2 separate regions of the Homo sapiens genome follow, and region 1 is linked to region 2. The links are chromatin contacts, found by Hi-C or POLR2A ChIA-PET in ENCODE. All regions are on one chromosome and are shown on one strand. The core of a region is the stretch at or near the end of the contact, and the rest is flanking DNA. Distances in the headings are between cores, read along the strand shown. Region 1 holds the start of ACAT1 (acetyl-CoA acetyltransferase 1). Region 2 holds the start of RAB39A (RAB39A, member RAS oncogene family).

Evidence for each region. Hi-C counts contacts between places; a loop is a spot of excess contacts on that map. ChIA-PET counts read pairs that join two places held with the same protein, here RNA polymerase II (POLR2A). Pooled maps may share reads with other maps.
Region 1: a loop to region 2 is called in a map of CD14-positive monocyte, with 21 times the contacts of the local background. The contact joins the promoter of ACAT1 here to the promoter of RAB39A in region 2. A Hi-C loop is called at or near these places in 2 of 168 maps with a recorded cell type or tissue (B cell and CD14-positive monocyte), 1 of 37 single-sample maps with no recorded cell type and 7 of 50 pooled maps. POLR2A ChIA-PET finds 5 or more read pairs at or near these places in 3 of 52 experiments (Caco-2, HEK293 and Panc1).

What each region holds. Positions count from the first base shown.
Region 1 is chr11:108,120,317-108,123,129 of GRCh38, reverse strand. ACAT1 (acetyl-CoA acetyltransferase 1) reads right to left here and starts at 1,563. Exons shown (of 12, transcript NM_000019.4): 1 at 1,452-1,563. The coding sequence starts at 1,523. RefSeq lists silencers at 1,352-1,761, 1,363-1,901.
Region 2 is chr11:107,927,069-107,929,768 of GRCh38, reverse strand. RAB39A (RAB39A, member RAS oncogene family) reads right to left here and starts at 1,321. Exons shown (of 2, transcript NM_017516.3): 1 at 974-1,321. The coding sequence starts at 1,200. RefSeq lists silencers at 846-1,065, 1,096-1,585.

The DNA.
Region 1 (2,813 bases), core at 314-2,813, 190 kb before region 2:
CCAAGTAGCTGGGATTACAGGCGCCTGCCACCACACCCAGCTAATTTTTGTGTGTGTGTGTATTTTTAATAGAGGTGGGGCTTCACCACGTTGGCCAGGCTGGTCTTGAACTCTTGACCTCAAATGATCTACCCACCCCGGCCTCCCAAAGTGCTGGGATTACTGGCATAAGCCACCTCAACCAACCTGATTGTAAGATCTTAATTAAACCATAAATTAAGAAGGTTCTGAACTTTTTTTTTTTACATCTCTAGAGTACCTAGTTCACCTATGTCACCTAGTCAATACTGACTGAAACCCAAGATAACCTAATTACTTTCTTGTGATTTCTTCACTCATCCCATGAGACTAACAAATAGGCTAAAAACTCATCTTCCCTGGAAACCTACGCCTTGTGACTTTTCTATTATCTCAGTCACCCAGGATCAATTTTAGACTCTTTCTTTTCCCTTGGCTTCGCACCCTCACTCCCTAATTGTCAAGTCCTAGACTGGTTCTTTTACAATCTCTTGCAAAGCTCCTACCGCCAGCACCCTTGTGCAAGTAATGTTATTCTACGCCCAGACGTAAGAACTAGAGTGACCTACCATTGCAACAAAAACAAACATATCAACAATCCCTACTTAACTAGGGTCAAGTCCATACTCACAACATAACTGGATCTCCAAGCTTATTGCCCCCATCGACCTAGAAAACTCAAGCTTCACCAACCACACCCTGAAGGTCTCTACCTATTCCTGAGGCTTTGCCTGACAATCTGTGGTGCGTACTCCCTTGCTTACGCATGTGGAGAATAAATTCTTTGAGACTCTGCCCCTGCTGTGTTCCCTAAACACAACGGTCAGAAGAGCGACAGCCCTTGGAACGCCCTCAGTATGTGAGCTTTGCTCATATGTCAAGTATAATTTATTGTATTATCTGAGTAGTCATTTGTTTTCCCTGATAAATTTCAGGCTGCTCCAAAAAACATCTGTTATGATCACATGGTGCCCTCTCCCCTTGTATGCCCAATGATTATCTATTGTATTAAAAAAGAAAAGGAACCTCTCCTGACAATAACGCACACAAATATGTTTTAAAGAAAATCTCGGGAGCAGCTGCACAGGCCTGCAAAGAGACTCTCCCCGATCCCACCGCTCAGGCCGGGCCAGCGCCAATCCTGGCGGTCCTGCCCGCCCAGACACGTGCCCTTGTTTGACACACCAGTAACGCTCATTAAGATGATTACGCCGAGACCTTGGAAGTAGAAACGCGCTGTAAAAATAGGCGAGTCCCTGGGTGTTATCGGAGCACTTAGGCGGTTTTTGGACCAGAACCCGTCGCGTGACTGTCCTGGGGCCTAAGCCGCGCGCCCGGGCCGCGGGAGCCGCAACGGCCGCGGGCTGGAAGCTTCCGAGGCGGGGACTCCTCGCATCCCGGGTCTGAGTGCTGTGGGGACGAACCCCGCTCACCTGCACCAGCCTCCGGAGCAGGGGGCTGCGGCTGCGGGCGCCGCTGCGCAGAAGTGCCGCCAGCACAGCCATGGTCGCAGAGGGCTGAGTATCGGCTCCACAGGCGTAGACTAGCGGCCTCCTCCCCAACCCCGCACCCCTAGCGGCCCGGCGCGGGCACCGCCCATCCCGCTTCCTCCAATAGTCGCCTCTCAGTCGGCGGCGATTGGCCGGCAGCCAAGGGCGGGGCGGAGCCTGGCGCTGGGACACCGCAGCCTGGGCCAGGAAAGGTTGACGAGTGAAGGACGTGGATGGAGACACTGGCGCTGGGGTCAACGAGCACCTGACACGCTGCTGGCTCCCGTGTCCACCAAGTCTAACCTGCCGGGGCCGGTGGTTTATGTGTAATCCGAGATTTTTCGATTTACTGAGCATGTTTCCCTTAGGCCTACCCAGCACAAACTCATGAAAATATTTTAGGATTTTTTTTTTTTTTTTTGAGACAAGGTCTCACTCTGTCACCCAAGCTGGAGTGCAGTGACGTGACCACAGCTCACTGTAATCTCGACCATCAGGGCTCAAGCGATCCTCCCTCCCCAGCCATCCCAGTAGCTGAGACTACAGGCGAAAGCCTCCACAACCAGATAATTTTTGTATTTTTTGTGGAGACGGGGTTTCACCATGTTGGCCAGACTGGTCTTGAACTCCTGGACTCAAGTGAGCCTCCCTCCTCGGCCTCCCAAAGTGCTGGGATTACAGGCGCAGGCGACCACGCCCAGCAAATTGTTGTATTTTTTTTTTTTTGTAGAGACTAGGTCTCCCTATGTTGCCTAGGCTGGTTGCTGACTCCTGGGCTCAAGCAGACGGCCAGACTCAGCCTCTCAAAGTGCTGGGATTACAGGCGTGAGCCATCACACCCAGCCGTGAAAATATTTTGAAGCAATCAAATTCCAGGCTCAGTCCAGATACAAATATGGGTAAAAAGGCCTCAGGTGATTCCAGTCCCCAACCTTCAACCACTCCAGCTGAGACCCCAGACATCATGGAGCAGAGACAAGCCATACCCACCATGCTGTCTGAATTCATGGTCCACAGAAACGAGAGAAAACAAATGGTTGTTATTTTAGGCCATTATGTTTTGGAGTATTTTTTTTTTTTAAGATAGGGTCTCGCTCTTGTCACCCAGTCTGGAGTACAGTGGTGCAATCATATCTCACTGCAGCCTCAAACTCCTGGTCTCAGGGGATCCTCCTGTCTCTGCCTCCCAAGTAGCTAGGGGATCCTCCTGTCTCTGCTTCCCAAGTAGCTACGTAGCTAGGACTACAGGCATGCTCCACCATGCTAATTTTTTTAATTTTTATTTTATATAGAGAAGGGGTCTTG
Region 2 (2,700 bases), core at 72-2,571:
CATCTCAAATATTCAGGAAATGCATATAATTTCATTTACTTTTTATTTACACAAGTCGCCTTTGTGAAACCCTTCATGTCCCCAGCGGATATTTAGGAGGAGACTATTCATTTGGATCCCTCCTTCTGTCTTTAGAAATATTATCACCCTGGAACGTTAAGTACTGATCATAAGCAAAATTAAAGTTCCTGGCGAATCTCAATATATGTCTTTTTCCCACCAAACATGACAAACTTCTAAAGACAACTCAACCCTTCACATACACACACACACACACACACACCCTCAGCTGTGCCAGTGTCCCTGATGTTGCATCTAGTTAACCTACAAGACCCATTCCCACGGGTCATGACCCAGTATTTCTGATGACCACATTCAGTGCTGTGAGGTGCCCAAACCATTACCGCATCCACCTCTCTGTGAACCATGCCCAGTGAGCTCATGCAGGAACCTGGGTTGGAGCGCTCCTTGCTGTGAAGCTAAAGGATCCATCACGAATCTGGGAACCCTCCCTCGCGGTTCTCCCCGGCCACACAGCGTGGGAGCCGCTGGGTTAGGGTAGGAAAAGGGGCGCCTGCTTGGAGGAGGGTGGTCGGGTCATGCTGTGCGCAGCCAGGGAAGCCGAGTTTGGGAAGAAGGCAGCCGGGGAGCCGGAGGGGATAAAAATACCCACAGGGGCTGAAAGAGTTGGGGAAGAGGGGGCGGCGAGGACGACCCCGGTTCAGGCGGGAAAGGAAAGATGGAAAGGGGGCGCAGGAAATGGGCGCCAAAGAAAGAAGTGAGAAATTGCGGAGGAGGAAGTCGTCCCTGGAAGAGGAGGGGCAAAGGGGAAGCGAGAATGGAGTGTTTGCACTTTCGAGAGGGAAGGGCCAGAGCCTCTCCCGACCAGGGCCGGCGGGGCGGACGCCTGGGGAAGGGGCGTCCGGGCGGGCTGAGGGGGCGGCGCGGTGCCCAAGGTCCCCGGGGTCCCTACCTGAACCGCTCCTGTCCCGCCGTGTCCCAGAGCTGTAGCTTGATCCTCTTGCCCGGCTCGATCTCCAGCAGGCGGGAGAAGAAGTCCACGCCGACGGTGGGGTCGCAGGCGGGGGAGCGCAGCCCGGGGAAGCGGCCCTGGGTGAAGCGGTGCAGGAGGCAGGACTTGCCCACGGTGGAGTCCCCGATCACGATGAGGCGGAACTGGTAGATCCAGATGGTCTCCATCGCTCACGTGCCCCGCTGGCTCCCGGGCCGCCCCACCCGCGGGCTAAGTTCGGCGGCGGGAACTGTCCTTTCAGCACCTCGCGGGCGCCCGCCCGCCGCCTTCCAGCATATTCCTGCGGCTGCGGCCGCCGCCTGGTGCCCGCCCTCTCGGGAGAGAGAGGCGGGGCCAGGCCCGGCTAGGGGCGGGGCCTCTGGACGGGGGCGGGGCGGGGGCGGTGGCGCGTGGGAGGGGGAAGCAGGTTTGCTGCCGCGAACTCCCGCCCCTGACCGGCTGCAAATCACTCTCCCTCAACGCTCACTGGGCGCCGGCAGGAAAGTGGGCGTGGCGGGAAGACGTGACAGCAGCAACAACCAAGGAAAATGAAGCAAGGTCTCAACTCCGGGAGGGTCAGCCAATGAAAAGTGAGAGTCGTTTTCTTACAGGCGTCAGGGCGGGTTGGTCAGATTAGGGCTCTGATTTTGGAAGTCCCTGAGGCCATAACTTGGGTCATTGCTTTGATTCCTCTTTTTTTTTTGTCCCCCAGGCTGGATTGATGTGGTGAGATCTCGGCTCATTGCAGCCTCAAGCGATCTGCCCACCTCAGCCTCCCAAGCAGCGGGGACCACGGGTGTGAGCCATCACACCTGGCTAATTTTCTTCTGGGTTAAAAAAAAATTTTTTTTTTAGAGATGTGGTCTCGCTATGTTGCTTAGGCTGGTCTCAAACTCCTAGGTTCAAGCGATCCATCCACCTCAGCCTCCTGAGTAGCTGGGACTACAGGCGGGGGCCACCACATCCCGCTAATTTTCTAACTTTTTGTAGAGATGGGGTCTTGCTGTGTTGCCCAGGCTGGTCTCGAACTCCTGACCTCAAGTGATCCTCCAGGCTCAGCCTCCCAGTGCTGGGATTACAGGTGTGAGCCACCACACCCTGCTTTCTTGTCTTGATGAGAGCCACCTCCAAGGCATTTTAAGGTGAAGGAGTTTTGGGCAGGATTGAAATAAATTTGCACAGCCAGTTCTGGGTGCTTCTAGCAAGGGCTCTGGCTGTTGCTGCGTGCTGCCACTGTCTGTTCTTCACTGCTATGAGTACCACAGAAGAGTGAGAAACGCCAAGTATCATCCCCATACCCTCTGGGGCCCTCCAACCCTGGGGACAGTGGCAAAAAAAAAAAAAAAAAAAAAAGCCGGGGAAATGTTGAGAAGCTCATGAAATTTTCAGCTCTCCTTGGTCTCCATTGTTTAAGTCAGAAAAAAGCGAACAGGTGGTCTCTTAGCTCATGTCTGATTAATGATGTAAGTAAACAAAGCAGAACTTAAATTCTGGTGAGATCTTACTACTTTCTTGTGCCTTTCCTCAAATTGAGTAATAGTGACGTCAAGGTTTATCTTTAAAAAGTGAAACAGTTTAAAAGTGTGTGTTAGGCCGGGCGCGGTGGCTCACGCCTGTAATCCCAGCACTTTGGGAGGCTGAGGCGGGTGGATCACCTGAGTCAGGAGTTCGAGACCAGCCTCAACATG